Regions from separate parts of the Homo sapiens genome. Here region 1 is linked to region 2. A link is a contact called in ENCODE Hi-C or POLR2A ChIA-PET data. All regions are on one chromosome and are shown on one strand. Each heading gives the region's core, a stretch centred on a gene start or an enhancer-like site at or near the end of the contact. The rest is flanking DNA. Distances are from core to core; before and after follow the strand shown. Region 1 has its middle 27 kb from the start of AREG. Region 2 overlaps EREG (epiregulin).

Evidence for each region. Hi-C counts contacts between places; a loop is a spot of excess contacts on that map. ChIA-PET counts read pairs that join two places held with the same protein, here RNA polymerase II (POLR2A). Pooled maps may share reads with other maps.
Region 1: a map of heart right ventricle shows a loop between it and region 2 (8-fold over the local background). The contact joins two enhancer-like sites. A Hi-C loop is called at or near these places in 4 of 168 maps with a recorded cell type or tissue (endothelial cell of hepatic sinusoid, endothelial cell of umbilical vein, heart right ventricle and 1 more), 5 of 37 single-sample maps with no recorded cell type and 3 of 50 pooled maps. POLR2A ChIA-PET finds 5 or more read pairs at or near these places in 6 of 52 experiments (A673, AG04449, MCF 10A and 3 more).

The regions. Positions count from the first base shown.
Region 1 is chr4:74,415,288-74,421,967 of GRCh38, forward strand. No RefSeq gene overlaps it. Among named protein-coding and RNA genes, the nearest start is that of AREG, 27 kb to the right of the region's middle. Within about 2 kb of position 3,169, at least 3 of the 41 ENCODE cell types and tissues checked have a DNase peak (open chromatin) inside an H3K27ac peak, as active enhancers do; they include mammary epithelial cell, where a contact is called at or near this core.
Region 2 is chr4:74,371,219-74,378,261 of GRCh38, forward strand. The region is part of intron 1 of EREG (epiregulin); the gene reads left to right. Among named protein-coding and RNA genes, the nearest start is that of EREG, 9.6 kb to the left of the region's middle. RefSeq lists an enhancer at 2,960-4,159. Within about 2 kb of position 3,478, at least 11 of the 41 ENCODE cell types and tissues checked have a DNase peak (open chromatin) inside an H3K27ac peak, as active enhancers do; they include mammary epithelial cell, where a contact is called at or near this core.

The DNA of each region.
Region 1 (6,680 bases), core at 1,919-4,418, 44 kb after region 2:
TAATTTTTATTGCCAATCTATAGATGAGGCTCACTGCTAATGATGGGAACCAGGACTTGTGTCTAGTTCTGTTGACTCTAAAGCTTATGGTTTAACTTCCACACTGTACTGCCTCTGTCTCTGTTTCCTTTGTGAAGCCTTGAACACTTTTATCTATACCTGGGGATGCCCTGAATTCATATTCATTAAAAAATAGTTCTTCTCTGTTCACGAATCTTTACAAAATTTAATGGAAGTAAGCTAAATCAGCCTACTTCATCAATAAATACTGCAATAGAAAATTCAATTTATTAATTCATATATGGTACTTTGTTTGTAAGTTCTGGGTTTGGGGCCTTAAAAGACAAATTAGTGCCTTACTTATTTTCTCAATACTATGTCAAACATTTTAATGAGTACAGTGATAACTATATATATATATATATATATATATATATAAAGGTTGCCTAATATGTAAGATTTTTATTTGGCAGCCACCAGGTATGCTAAATGCCAGACTTAAACATGTCTCTGCATGTATCACTGCATTTGCTCTCTCTGACCTCCTTATGGCATTCATGCTGATAAATAAGGCTCCCAAGTCAATGAAAATGCCTGATCAGCTATGGAATTCGTAACATTATTCACTATGAATCAAAGTTCATTTGATCACCACTGGCATTCTGGATATTGACCTGAGTCCTCCTAAATTGTCCTCACTTATTTCAAAGTAAACCTCAGTTGACATTTTAAAATCTTGATTAACAGGAAATCAATTGACTCTGTTGAAGTAAGTGAAAGGCAAAATTTCTTTGTGCGTGAAAGTCCACTGGGACTTTAAAAACATGCATAAATGATGTGTGAGTCACCAATGCGAATGAGTTTATTATATATTACTGTGATTTTAACTTTAATGGCAAATTTATTGTTAGACAATTGTACTTATTTTAAAATCATTGTAGAATTTTAATACTGTGTACCTTTATTTTTATTTTAGCTTAGACCCCCAATTATGACTATTCTTTCTTAGATTAGGACAATATGCTAAGACAGGAAATCAGAAACTTTATGACTAGCAGCCTTATCTATTTTGCTCTATGATCTTCAAGAAAAACTAGGGATAGCATTTTAAAAGTTTAGAATAAATTGGCAAATTCCCAACATTTTTCATTCCCATTAAAAGTAGTAATTGGCCCATTTGGCAGGCCATGTAGGTTTCTTAAAAGTGAGGAGTGTGAATGGCCATTCAGCTTCTTATTTTTCCAGGCTTACTAGATAAGTGTGTGCTAAGGTGAGTATTTAGACTTTAATGTGTAATTGAAACCTCCCATGTGTCTCATTAAACAGCAGATTGTCATTTAGGTTTGGACTCAAGATTCTGTCTTTCTGTCATGCTCCAGCAGATACTGGTGCTGCTGATTTTTAAGCCATTGTGTTCATGATCTACACAGAATAAGAGTTTGGTAAAGGCTGCATTAATTGAATTCACGACAATTGATTCCATGAGAGCATCCATGGTCATTCTCTCATTTGTTAAACAAACGTGCTGAGTGTCTACTATGTTTTAGGTACTGTGTTGTGTACTAGGTGTCTGTTGTCAACAAAACAGATATACAACAACCTTTAAAGGCCATAATAGTGAGAATCAGTTGCGTGTCAGTCCTGTCTCTGCCTCAGAGACTTGTGAAGACAAATATTAAAGAAATAAAAACATAAGAAAATACAGGACTACAAATTCTTACATGTGCAATGGAGAGTGTAATTAAAGAGGCTCACAGGTCTATACTGGGGTGTGCAGAAGTTAAGTTTCAGCAGGCTTGAAAGGTGCCTAAATGTTAACCAGATGAACAGGGGAAGAAGTGTGCTTCAGGCAGATGGGATGTCTTAGGCAGGGATCCAAAAATATAAAATAATTTAGCCTCCTCCTGAAACGTAGAGATGGCAAGTGTAGCCTAAGTATGGTGAAAGAATAGAAGGAGCAAAGAAGTGAGGTTGGAGTTGAGTGACCACCTGATTTACTTTCAAACAATACTTTTGATGGTATAACCAAGGCGTGTGATGACACCCTAGTTTAGACAAGCAGACAGAGGCCAAATCATGCGGGAGCTTTTGGGTATAATGAAGTTGTTGTTTCCTCATACAGAAGGTACTAATTGTAGGAGTAACATAATCCCATTTATAATTTAATAGGTCACTCTGGAGGCTATAGATGTATGATGGTAAAATCAACCTTTTAGTTTTATTTCCAAGCACTTTTGGTTTGCTTCAGAAGAAGCAGTGTCAAAAGGACACTGAATATTAATATGAACAAAACTCAGTTCATATTTTTATTTACCTGTTTGATGTGGGTTCATGAGATTTATTTGCTGTATATGGCACATGTCTTACATAGTATTTCTATTTGTTTAATTTAAGGACTTAAACACTAAGTAAGAAATCCTAGTAGAGAATTTTAAGATTCCTGGAATAGCAAGCATGAAATACATTACAAGAAATTTTAATGCTGGGAATATATTAAGTTGGTGCAAACATAATTGTGGTTTTTGCCTTTTTTTTTTTGCCATTGAAAGTAATGGCAAAAACTGCAATTACATTTTTGCCAACCTAATAAATATGATGAACAAGCTATGATAAAAGACTTGGGCGAACATAGGTGAGTATGCTAGATGCCTGGGGTGCAGAAATAGACGTTCGCAGAAGTGACAGTCTTCTCATCTGTGACCACTGAAAAATTCAAATACCTCACACACATGATCTGGAGAGACCTGTGGGATACTTTAAAGTAACTAATTAGGCTTGCATTTTAGAACTGTTTCAAAGCACTTCTTTTGGCACGACTAAATGCCATCAACTTTTTGCGTCTTCTCTTCAAGAAGTGACTTCTCCCTTCCTTCCAATCCTTTCTAAATAGAACTAAATGCTGACAATTGACGATGCTCTCCTATTAGAGTGATTCTTATACTTTCGTCACCTCCCTAACTTTGATGTGTCACACTCTCCCAGCCAAATCAGTTTCTGGAGTGATTTGGTTGCTTAGGGAACACAGTCACTCTTTCAGGACACTTAAGGACTGCTCATGTCCCCCAAGAACTTGGTGTGTGTATATGGGTGTGGGAGTGAGGGGGTTCAAAGAACCCATAGATTCCATTATTCCCCCTCCCCCAAACCCTCGCTCACACCCTCTGATGCTAGTTGACTCATTCATTCTCTATGACCCATCATCTCCTTTGGAACCTGTCCATGTTTTCCCCGCCTTCCCATTTCCTCTGCCTGGAGCTCTAACTCTAAGACAGAGAAATGCTTTCCTAAAGAGATGAGTGATATCACATCCTTTTCTAAACTGTTTTTTTTATCCCTAGCCCATGCTACACCCAGCAAGCTTAATTCCCTTTGTGCAAGTGATCTCCTCAACATTTGTCCCTGAATCAAATGTTTTAAATGCATGATGGCAACTTGCTACTGAAAACAGTTCTCTGAAAAAATGCTTTAAAATATAGAAAACAAAGTAAGGAGTTATTTCTGTCTGCCCACTGTCACGTATAAATAAAGAATTTTTATCTATGCTGTCAGCCAAAATGGATGCAACTGTATGAGACAAGTTCATTTGGCTATTTCAAGTCGTACATGCCCCTCTTTTGAGGGACAATAACTAGGGGCAGATGGAGCCATTGGACACAAAAAAGTCATTTTCTGATATTATCTACTTCTATGAGGCAACATGTCTTTTAAAAATAAGAAAACTATAACTTTTTATATTTGTTGCCAAAAAACACAATGGAAAACAGCTAAATACAATAAAGAAAAAAAATCACCCTTAATATAATCACCCAATCATGAGCAAGGCTACTTTTGGGGATCACTCATTTCACATTTTCCAAAATGAGTTTCCATGTTCTCATACTGGGACAGGGCTAGAGATGAGGGTAGGGAAAACAGAAAGACAATCATAGCCAATGCATCAAAGTGTTCCCAAGTGGGTGTATTAGATGAACATCATTTCCTTGTCCATGCAGGATATCACAACAGCCTCTGTAAAGAGAAAGAAAAGAAGGTGGTAAGGGGGAGTGAAAGCAGAGGAAGGCATATGAACAAAACTCCTCTATCCCTACATCTTCTAGACACTTCCTGAAATGAGAAAAATCAAAGCATAAAATTTCATAGAGCTTACTATATTAAGTAATTCACCAAGTCTCTTCTGGGACACATGAACCTGGTTCTCCTTGTGGATGTGAGATGCCCATAGGTTGTTAACCTGGATATAGAAAGGATTTTAGTCCATTCTATTCAGTTACAAGAGTGTGGCCAGACATATTTGTAATTCTGCCTTCTTCACAGTTCAAATAACATCATCTGGTTATTAGTACCACCATATGCACACTCTAAAACAGTAGTCCTCAACCTTTTTGGCACCAGGGACCAGTCTCATGGAAGACAATTTTTTCCACAGACCAGGGGGTGGGGGGATGGTTTCAGGATGATTCAAGTGCATTACATTTATTGTATACTTTATTTCTATTATTATTGCATTATAATATGTAATGAAATAATTCATTATATATTATATTCATTATATATTATATAATGAATTATAATGTAGAATGAGTGAGAACCCTGAGTTTGTTTTCCTGCAGCTAGATGGGTCCATCTCGGGGTGATGGGAGACAGTGACAGATCATCAGGCATTAGATTCTCATAAGGAGAACACAACCTAGATCCCTCATATGTGCAGTTCCCAAAAGGGTTTGCACTCCTATGGGAATCTAACGCCTCTGTCGATCTGACAGGTGGCAGAGCTCAGGTGGTAATGCAAGCAATGGGGAGTGCCTGTAAATACAGGTGAAGTTTCTTTCACTTGCCAGCCATTCACCTCCTGCTGTGTAGCCCAATTCATGGCAGGCCATGGACCCAACTGGTATTGCTCCCTGGCTTGAAGGTTGAAGCCCCTGCTCTAAATGACTCCTAAGGCAGTATAACATGCCCTAAAATAATTCCAGGCTCAGTGGCTTTGCACTTGCCATTCCCTCTGCTTTGAATATCATCCCCCTAAATATTTGCATGGTTGTCTCCTCATCTTTCATCCAAGCTCAAAGAGAACTTTCCTGACACTTTTAACATATGAAAGCCATCATCATCTCAATCCTCTTTATCTCATTTTTTTAAACTGTCGTACACCATTTGGAATTGTTATCTTTATTTTTATACTAAATTGTTGACAGGTTGTGGCCCTTCATTGTAGTAAGAATAGGAGCCTTATCTGTCTAGTTTAAAGCTAGTTTTCATCTATAAATGCACCTGGCACATAGTAGGTGCCAAGTAAATATTTATTGAAGCAATGAATGAATGAAACAAGCACATGATGCAAATTATGCTGATAAAATAAGTTTATTGGGCCAGGCCTGGTGGGTCCTGCCTGTAATCTTAGCACTTTGGGAGGCCGAGGTGGGTGGATCACCTGAGGTCAGGAGTTAGAGACCAGCCTGGCCAACATCGTGAAACCCTGTCTCTACCAAAAATACAAAAATTAGCTGGGTGTGGTGGCACGTGCCTGTAGTCCCAGCTACTCGGGAGGCTGAGGCAGGAGAATTGCTTGAACCCGGGAGGCGGAGATTGCAGTGAGCCGAGATCGTGCCATTGCACTCCAGCCTGGGCAACAGGAGCGAAACTCCATCTCAAAAAAAGTGTTTATTGAAAGCAATGTCTAAAGCTTAGATGTTCAAGTATCTAACTAGTCACTTGACAGCTGAAGTAAACAAAAGAAGAAGATTCTGGTATAATATAACATTGGCCTTTCTATGAGCCAAAACCCAGAGGACAACTAGATCCTGCGGATTCTCTTTCATCTGCTTACTCATTTCTCTTCCCCAGCTGTTCTTAAATTATGCAGGTAAAAACACTTGCACATTGTGGTGTACTTGATAAACATAAAATGTTTTTATTTCTTTTACCAAGAATCATCTTACATTCACCCTACTTCTTTGTTTAAATTGAGGAAAACAATGGTTACATGAGGGAGAACTAGTAGACATAAACTAAAGGTGCAGCTCGTGAAAGCAATCCACCTCCCCCGGGTGTCTCCCATGGATGGAGTGCAATCACTGTCCTCAAAACAACCCTACAAAATACTCCTTTTCATTCCCATTTCTCTACTGAGGACACTGAGATTAAAAGGGTTTTTAATAGTCTGTCCAAGATCACAAAACTAAAAATTAAAGCTGGTTCTGATTCCAAAACTAATATTTTCTGCTCTAACAAGTTGCTCCAGAAGGGCAGTGCTGTGTGAAAAGGGGAGCCGATTATTTTATCACTTTCCCCAGTCCCTACTCCACATTTCATGCAGTATTTCAACGTGATGGCTCCTAGCAACAGAATTCCTTGAAATATAAAAGAAAATGTAGGTCATTTATTCCTCTGCCTCCTCATAAACATGCTTATTTCCCTGAGATCTTATTTCCTCAGTGATTTAGACTTATTTTACCATCGTCACTATGAAGAAGAAGGAGAGGAAGAAAAAAAAGGAGAAGGAAAAGAGGAAGGGGAAGAGGAGGGGAAGGGGAAGGAAGATGGGGAGGAAAAGAGAAAGAAGAAAAAAGAAGAAAAGGAGGATGCTAATGGGGAGGAGGAGGAAAAGGAAGAGAAAGAGGGAAGAAGAGAGGAAGAAAGGAAGGAAAGAAGGACAAAAGAAAGAAAACACATACATTAAG
Region 2 (7,043 bases), core at 2,228-4,727:
CATTGCCACCCATACTTCACAGTTTGGAAAATTAGTGCTTGAGTTACCAAGACAAAATTAATTTTAATGATAATCTGGATACAAATATAAAGCCCATTCTCATGTTTAAAAAATCAGCTTGGCAATATTTATTGCTGATTTTAGCACCGTTCACATCTAATAATGATGAGTCTTATTTACGATGGAATCATGAATACTGTCTCTGATTATTCCTTTGATAACCACCCTTTACTTCCTTTTACAACTCTACTCTCTTAGCTCTCAGCAAACTTAATTTTCTTTTTTCTCTAATTTCTTTTTCTCTTTTCTTTGCCACTTCTGTCTGCTCTCTACCACCTGTTTCTCAAAGTTCTGTTATTTTCCAGTTCATACTGTTTTCCTTGGAACATATAAATGTCTTCCATTCCTTTAAAGGCAGTATCTCCTCATATGACTTTCAAATAGACTTCTCCTAATCTCCAAATAAATTCTTATTCCTTTACTGTATTCCCAACAGCCTCAAAAATATAAATAGGTAATACCTATAGATAAACATTAAACTCAAATATGTTCACTCCCTTCATGCCTTCATGCCCAAATGCCACCACAAGCCTGCTGTCCTGCCTATGTCTCCTCCTTTTTTAATGGCAGCATTCTCTGTTTTTTTTTTTTCTGACTAGAAACTTGGCATCATCTATAAATTCTCTCCTTTCCTTACCACCCTTAGGTGTCCAACTTCTTTAAGTCTATTTAGGGCAGGAACAATGTCTTTTGTACCAGTTTTCTTTCCAGTGTTTTGTTCAATATCTTGCATGTAGACAACGCTCAATAGATATTTATTGAGTAAACATTATTTGACAAATGTAGTTACTAAAAGCAAGGATGGGGTAAGCTGCCCTCCTTTTTGATGATTGGATTGTAACTAAGCCCATCCCACCAGCTATCATGCTATGGAGGCATATGTGGCTCTCACTGAAGTCAAGGTCGCCAATGTCAACTCAAACTATATTTTCATAAACTATATTATCTGAAAGTAGAATTCCTTAGCAGCCTGCAGTGTGTGAGTTGTATTATGTGGGTTCTCTGAATAAAAAGTAATTAATTTCGAGTCTTTTGAAATCATCTTTAATGGATTCCCTTTCTCTTGTTTTGTGTGCTCTCACTGATTAAAACTTTATCCTTGCAGATTCATGTTTGGCCATAGGCATCTACAGAGAATACAATATAGTCAATATGCTTCTCAAGATGCCATTAAATATCCAGGCTTCCTGCCACAATGTGGCCATAATGAAAAGAAGGCAAATTGCAGACACTTATAGTCCAAACTGTTGCGCCTTCAGGAGATGTTTCTTTTGGAATAATAATGTAAGAATAATTTAAGTTGGATTTATAGAAGTGAGAAGCCCGATGGAAGGGAGTCAAGGTAGAAAAGGTTATAAAAAAGCTCTTCTTATGTAAGATTGTCTTGAGAAAAAAATATGTTTCCAACAGAAAATTTGAAACAATACTCTATAAATGAAGCTTTGGCTTTTAGGGGAGGCAAGTCCCACCTTTAGAGATTTTAGTCACAGAGTTCCAAACACTCAGATTAATTTAAATTGTACTTTTTTTTTTTTTTTTTTTTTTTTTGAAACAGAGTCTTGCTCTGTCACCAGGCTGGAGTGCAGTGGGGTGATCTCGGCTCACTGCAACCTCTGCTTCCCGGGTTCACGCCATTCTCCTGCCTCAGCCTCCCGAGTAGTTGGGACCACAGGCGCCCACCACCACATCTGGCTAATTTTTTTTTTTTTTTTTTTTTTTTTGGTATTTTGGTTTCACCATGTTGGCCAGGATGGTCTCGATCTCTTGACCTCATGATCCACCAGCCTCAGCCTCCCAAAGTGCTGGGTTGTACTCTTTACATAAGAGTTGGTATGTATTCTCCTGCATTCTGGAAATACTTCCGTTATGAACAAGATATACATCTTTAAATTCATATTTAGTGCAAAATAGATAATTCCCTTATATTTTGACTCACTGATTCTTTATTTGACTAGCTTTAAGTATAGCATTGTATGATAATATGTAAGCGAAATATATTAGCATTTGAAGTATGATTTAGAAATGACTACCTAAATTGGAAAGTATAACTTAATGCTTATGACTAGAAACACATGGCATATTAATATTTTTGCTACTTGTCAAGGAAGATTCTATGGCTATTTTTCAAAACTCAAAATTAAAATAATTACTTATTTTTAACCTGTTATATTAACCTTGGGTTTCATATGTTTTATCTCAAATTGCTATAGACCGTTTTTACCTTAGGTCTTAATGAAGTGCAGTTACAAAGCTAACATTAAAAATATATAGGAATAGAATTATTACTGGCAGAAGGCAAGGTTAGTTTTCTATAGATTTATATATATGTGTGTATATATGTGAGTGTATATATATATTTATATATAAGTAATATATGTATATATGTGTTCATATATATTTATATATAAGTAATATTTATAAGTATATATGTATGTATATATATAAGTATATACGTGTGCGTATATATATCTATACACACACACACACACACACACATATATATACTCTCTGAAAAGTAGGTTGCTACTAGAAGGTGCTGACAGTCTTTTCAGTATCTGATGTGATAATGAGTTTTAGAGTTATTTTGACCAAGGTGAAGCAAGAGCTTATCAAATAGTGGAATTAAATTTAAAACAAAAAGACATCCAAAAACAGTGAAGGCATATTCACTCCTTAAAAGCACACAAGATCCAACAAGCCTATTACGTTATAGACAAATTCTAAAATCACAGACTGCCATGGAAGATGGTAGAAAATGAACAGTCTGAGTAGGTTGGCATGTGACCACAGCAAAAGTGTGAACAAAGAGGATTTTGCTATGTGTTTGGGCTGGACAAATGCTATGATTCTGCACAAGTTTGCTTTTCTGGTCTAAATAGCCTAAAAGGTTAAACTGGGAAAATGAGATGCATTTCTTTTATTCTGTAATCTATCTGATTTTAATTTGGATCATTTTTATTTTCTTGATTGTTTTCCAGAATAGTCATTTTACCCTAAGATTTGCAATTATTTTGCTGACTTGGCTTGGTCATCCAGTCACCAAATCCTAGCCTCCTCTGTACTGGCCTCCTTCTGGATGAGCCCTCAGTGCAATCCTTAGGAAGCAAGGTAAATCCAGGCACAATGGCTCAAGCCTGTAATCCTAGCATTTTTGGAGGCCAACATGGGAGGATCATTGAGCCCAGGGATTCGAGGCTGCAGTGAGCAGTGATTGCACCACTGCACTCCAGTCTGGGCAAATGAGTAAGAGCCTCGAAAAACAAAATAAATATAAATAAAAATGAAGCAAGGTCAAAATAAACCGTATGCAATAGGAAGTACATTTTCTACATCTGGCATTTTGTCTGACTGTTGGGCAACCACTTCTTAGTGCTCCAGGGCCCACGACATTTACTGCTATTGCCATTCCTATGATGGCACTCAACCTCTCCCACGCGCGGTCCCCAATATTGTGTAAGGGTGTAGGCTCGGTCCTGACTCACAGGGAAGAGGCGATTTGTATCCTCTGAGTCACTGGCACCACTTCCTGCTGGCACATCTGAGATTTCACTGAAACATAATCTGAAAAATGAAGGCAGAGAGATATATAGGTGAGGTTCACATTCCTAAAACCCATTTGGAAATTTGATAGAAACAATGACCTCTGAATGCATTTCCATTTTTGCAGCTGTATTGTAAAAGAAGCGCCAACTGCCAATTTTGAGTTTACAGATCATCTGTGTTATATCACCTGGCAAGAAATTCCTCTGTATCTTAGTTACCAATGCCACCAGACAAGAAATGCCACCAGATCTGTTTTTTTGACATAGATACTATCTAAAATATTTAGTATCGTAGTGAATTATTTGCTTAGGAAGAATCTACTGTCAAGAATGAAAAAGCCAAATATAGTATTTGAGGTCCAATCATAGAGAAATTATGTTCAAACAACACTAAGGTCATGAAAAGCCTGACATTAAGGAAATATATGCATGCTTTAGCATTTATTCCCTCCCTGTATGACTCATTAAAGTAATGACTAGCGATTCTTTTTTTTTTTTTTTTTTTTTTTTTTTTTTGAGAGGGAGTCTTCCTCTGTCGCCCAGGCTGGAGTGCAGTGGCGCGATCTCCGCTCCCTGCAAGCTCCGCCTCCTGGGTTCAAGCCATTCTCCTGCCTCAGCCGCCTGAGTAGCTGGGACTACAGGCGCCCGCCACCATGCCTGGCTAATTTTTTTTTTTTTTTTTGTATTTTTAATAGAGACGGGGTTTTACCGTGTTAGCCAGGATGGTCTCGATATCCTGACCTCGTGATCCGCACGCCTCGGCCTCCCAAAGTGCTGGGATTACAGGCGTGAGCCACCGCGCCCGGCCTGACCAGCGATTCTTAAGGTTAACAGGATAGTGGATGTAATATTTCTCTGGAGATAGATTTTTTATTCATTGGATCGCATTCACTCTTCTACCCTAGTTTGCAAGTGTTTGGGAGCAGACGCATATTGCAGGAACATTTGAGAACCACTATTTTAAAGCAATAGTGCTGTGCAGATGGACATGACTTAGAATTAATTTTGCTGTTTTCTTGGCCACATCCATCCATGATGGAATTGCAGTTATACACTTTAATTTGAAAGGAACATTTAAAATTATATACGATTCCACCTGTAAAATATCCTGCTGTAGGATTAATGCAGCAAGTCTCACAGAAACTATCCTGAGCGATGGACTGTGTCCAAGGGAGCGTCACGAGTAAGGAAAGTCCAGTCTTTGTGGAGGCACACCCTGGGCTGAACATTCTTTAATTAACAAAGACAAACATTTCACCTGTGGCCTGAACAACTGGAACAAAGTTTCCAACGGTGGAAAAACTAACAACTACTAAAAACCTTTAAAAAAGAAGACTAACAGCAACACTCCAAAGTAAGTTGGATTCTATAATAGTTGCAGGTTGCAATTGGAGGCAATTCCAAGCAGGAAAGGTTAGGCTTTAGTTTATGCAAAGGATAGAGAAACTAGCTTCAAATGTGCATTTTTTTCCCCCTGGCTAGCATTTTCCTGGAGGGAGAATTGGTAATGTCTCCTCCAAAGCTTTCCTCAGTTGAAGAAATATGTAGGAATAGGAATGTCAAGGATGTAAGCACGTGCAACTAAAACTCCAATTTGTACCGAGGAAACTGTATTAGTTAAAGGATTTCATTCTTCAGTAGTGAAAGTATGGTGAAATTATTATTGGGATATAAAACAAAATTGACTTGAATGAGAATCTAGCTTATCCTCCATAAAAAGCTTAGTGAAATAGTTTTCAACTCTGTTCAACTGACAATGAAATCTAGGCTTTAGCTATTTCTTTGTCATTCAACAAAAATATATTTTTTGTAGTTCCACAAGAGCAATTGAAGCAGCATTTATATTGTAGAAAAAGCATGGAGTGGGGAGGGGATAATTCTGAACTTTAAAGACAACAGAATTTTCAAATTGTTGAAGAACAGGAGACTTGATTTCAAAAGATAAATTTGTAACTCTTCTCTTCTGTGGTCACAAGTGATCTTAGACAAGACATTTAATTTAAATACACTGAGGGTATTTGAGACTAATAACTACTTCACAGAATTAAGTGTGAAATTTGATATATGAAGTTATACATTATGATGCTGATGCCGATGTGTAATTTACTTTTCAGAACCCAAAAATATACAATCGGCTTAACAGATACAAGCCTTCTCTAACTGAGAAAAAATAAAATTCTTGTATTACACGAATTAAATCTTTCTTTACAGTACCAAATTACAGAGATAGACAAACTTGTTATAAACCAGAAGAGGGCACTGTCCACATACACTGCTAAAACCAGAGGCTAGAAGTTGAGAGTCAAGGAACATTTATGGGCTGTGACAGCCATTTCAGAAAAAAAAAAAAAAAAACATTAGTTTATTTCACTGTATTCTCCCCAAAAATCTATAAGATAGGAAAAATTAACACCCAGAAAAGTAAATTAATTTTTTTTCAAGATCACGTAGCTCAAGTTTTCCTCACAAGACTGCCTTTCCACCATAATTTGTGGCCTCTATGTTGGGTTAAATACTCTACTTCAATTACAGCTATCATAATTTGTTCTCTGTGATGTCCATTATACTCTAGTATTATTGCCTATTTCCAAATTCTATAAAGTGGCCCATTTAACAATATGTATCCTTGGGAAAAGTTATTTAAACTCTTTATGCTTTAGTTTTCTCTAATGGGGATAATAATAGTATCTTCCTCAAATTGGCCCTGAGAGGACTAAATAATATAATACAGATAAGGTGAATAGGACCATACCTGGTTGTATTAGTTTGTTTTCACACTATTATAAAGGACTTCCCTGAGACTGGGTAATTTATAAAGGAAAGAACTTTAATTGACTCACAGTTCTATATGGCTGGGGAAGTCTCAGGAAACTTATCATGGCCGAAGGCGAAGGGGAAGCAAGCCCCTTTTTCACAAGGTGGCAGGAGAGAGAGGCGGGAAGGAGGAACTTCCAAACACTTATAAAACCATCAGATCTCATGAGAACTCACTCACTATCCTGAGAACAGCATGCAGGAAACTACCCGCATTGATTCAATCACCTCCCTCCTTGGACACATGGGGATTACGGGTCCCTCTCTCAATACATGGGGATTGCAATTCCAGATGAGATGTGGGTGGGGACACAGAGCCAAACTATATCACTGGTACATAGTACATGTTCAAGAGATGGATCGTCCTCTGTCTGAACTGTGAAAGAAATGGAAAGTTGAATATATTTTGTTGCCTTTATGGAGGCATTAATCATCCTTTCATAACAGTTACCACTTACTTAGCTACTTCAACGAAACAGGTTGATTCAAACTCTTCCTGTGCTTACAGAAACTGGATTCTCAGTGTGGTTCATCTGGCATGCCTATTCCTTCTCATATTAGATAGGATATATTCTGATTTTACCTAGATTACATTTACCTAGCTGCCTATCAGTCAAGGAGAATTTT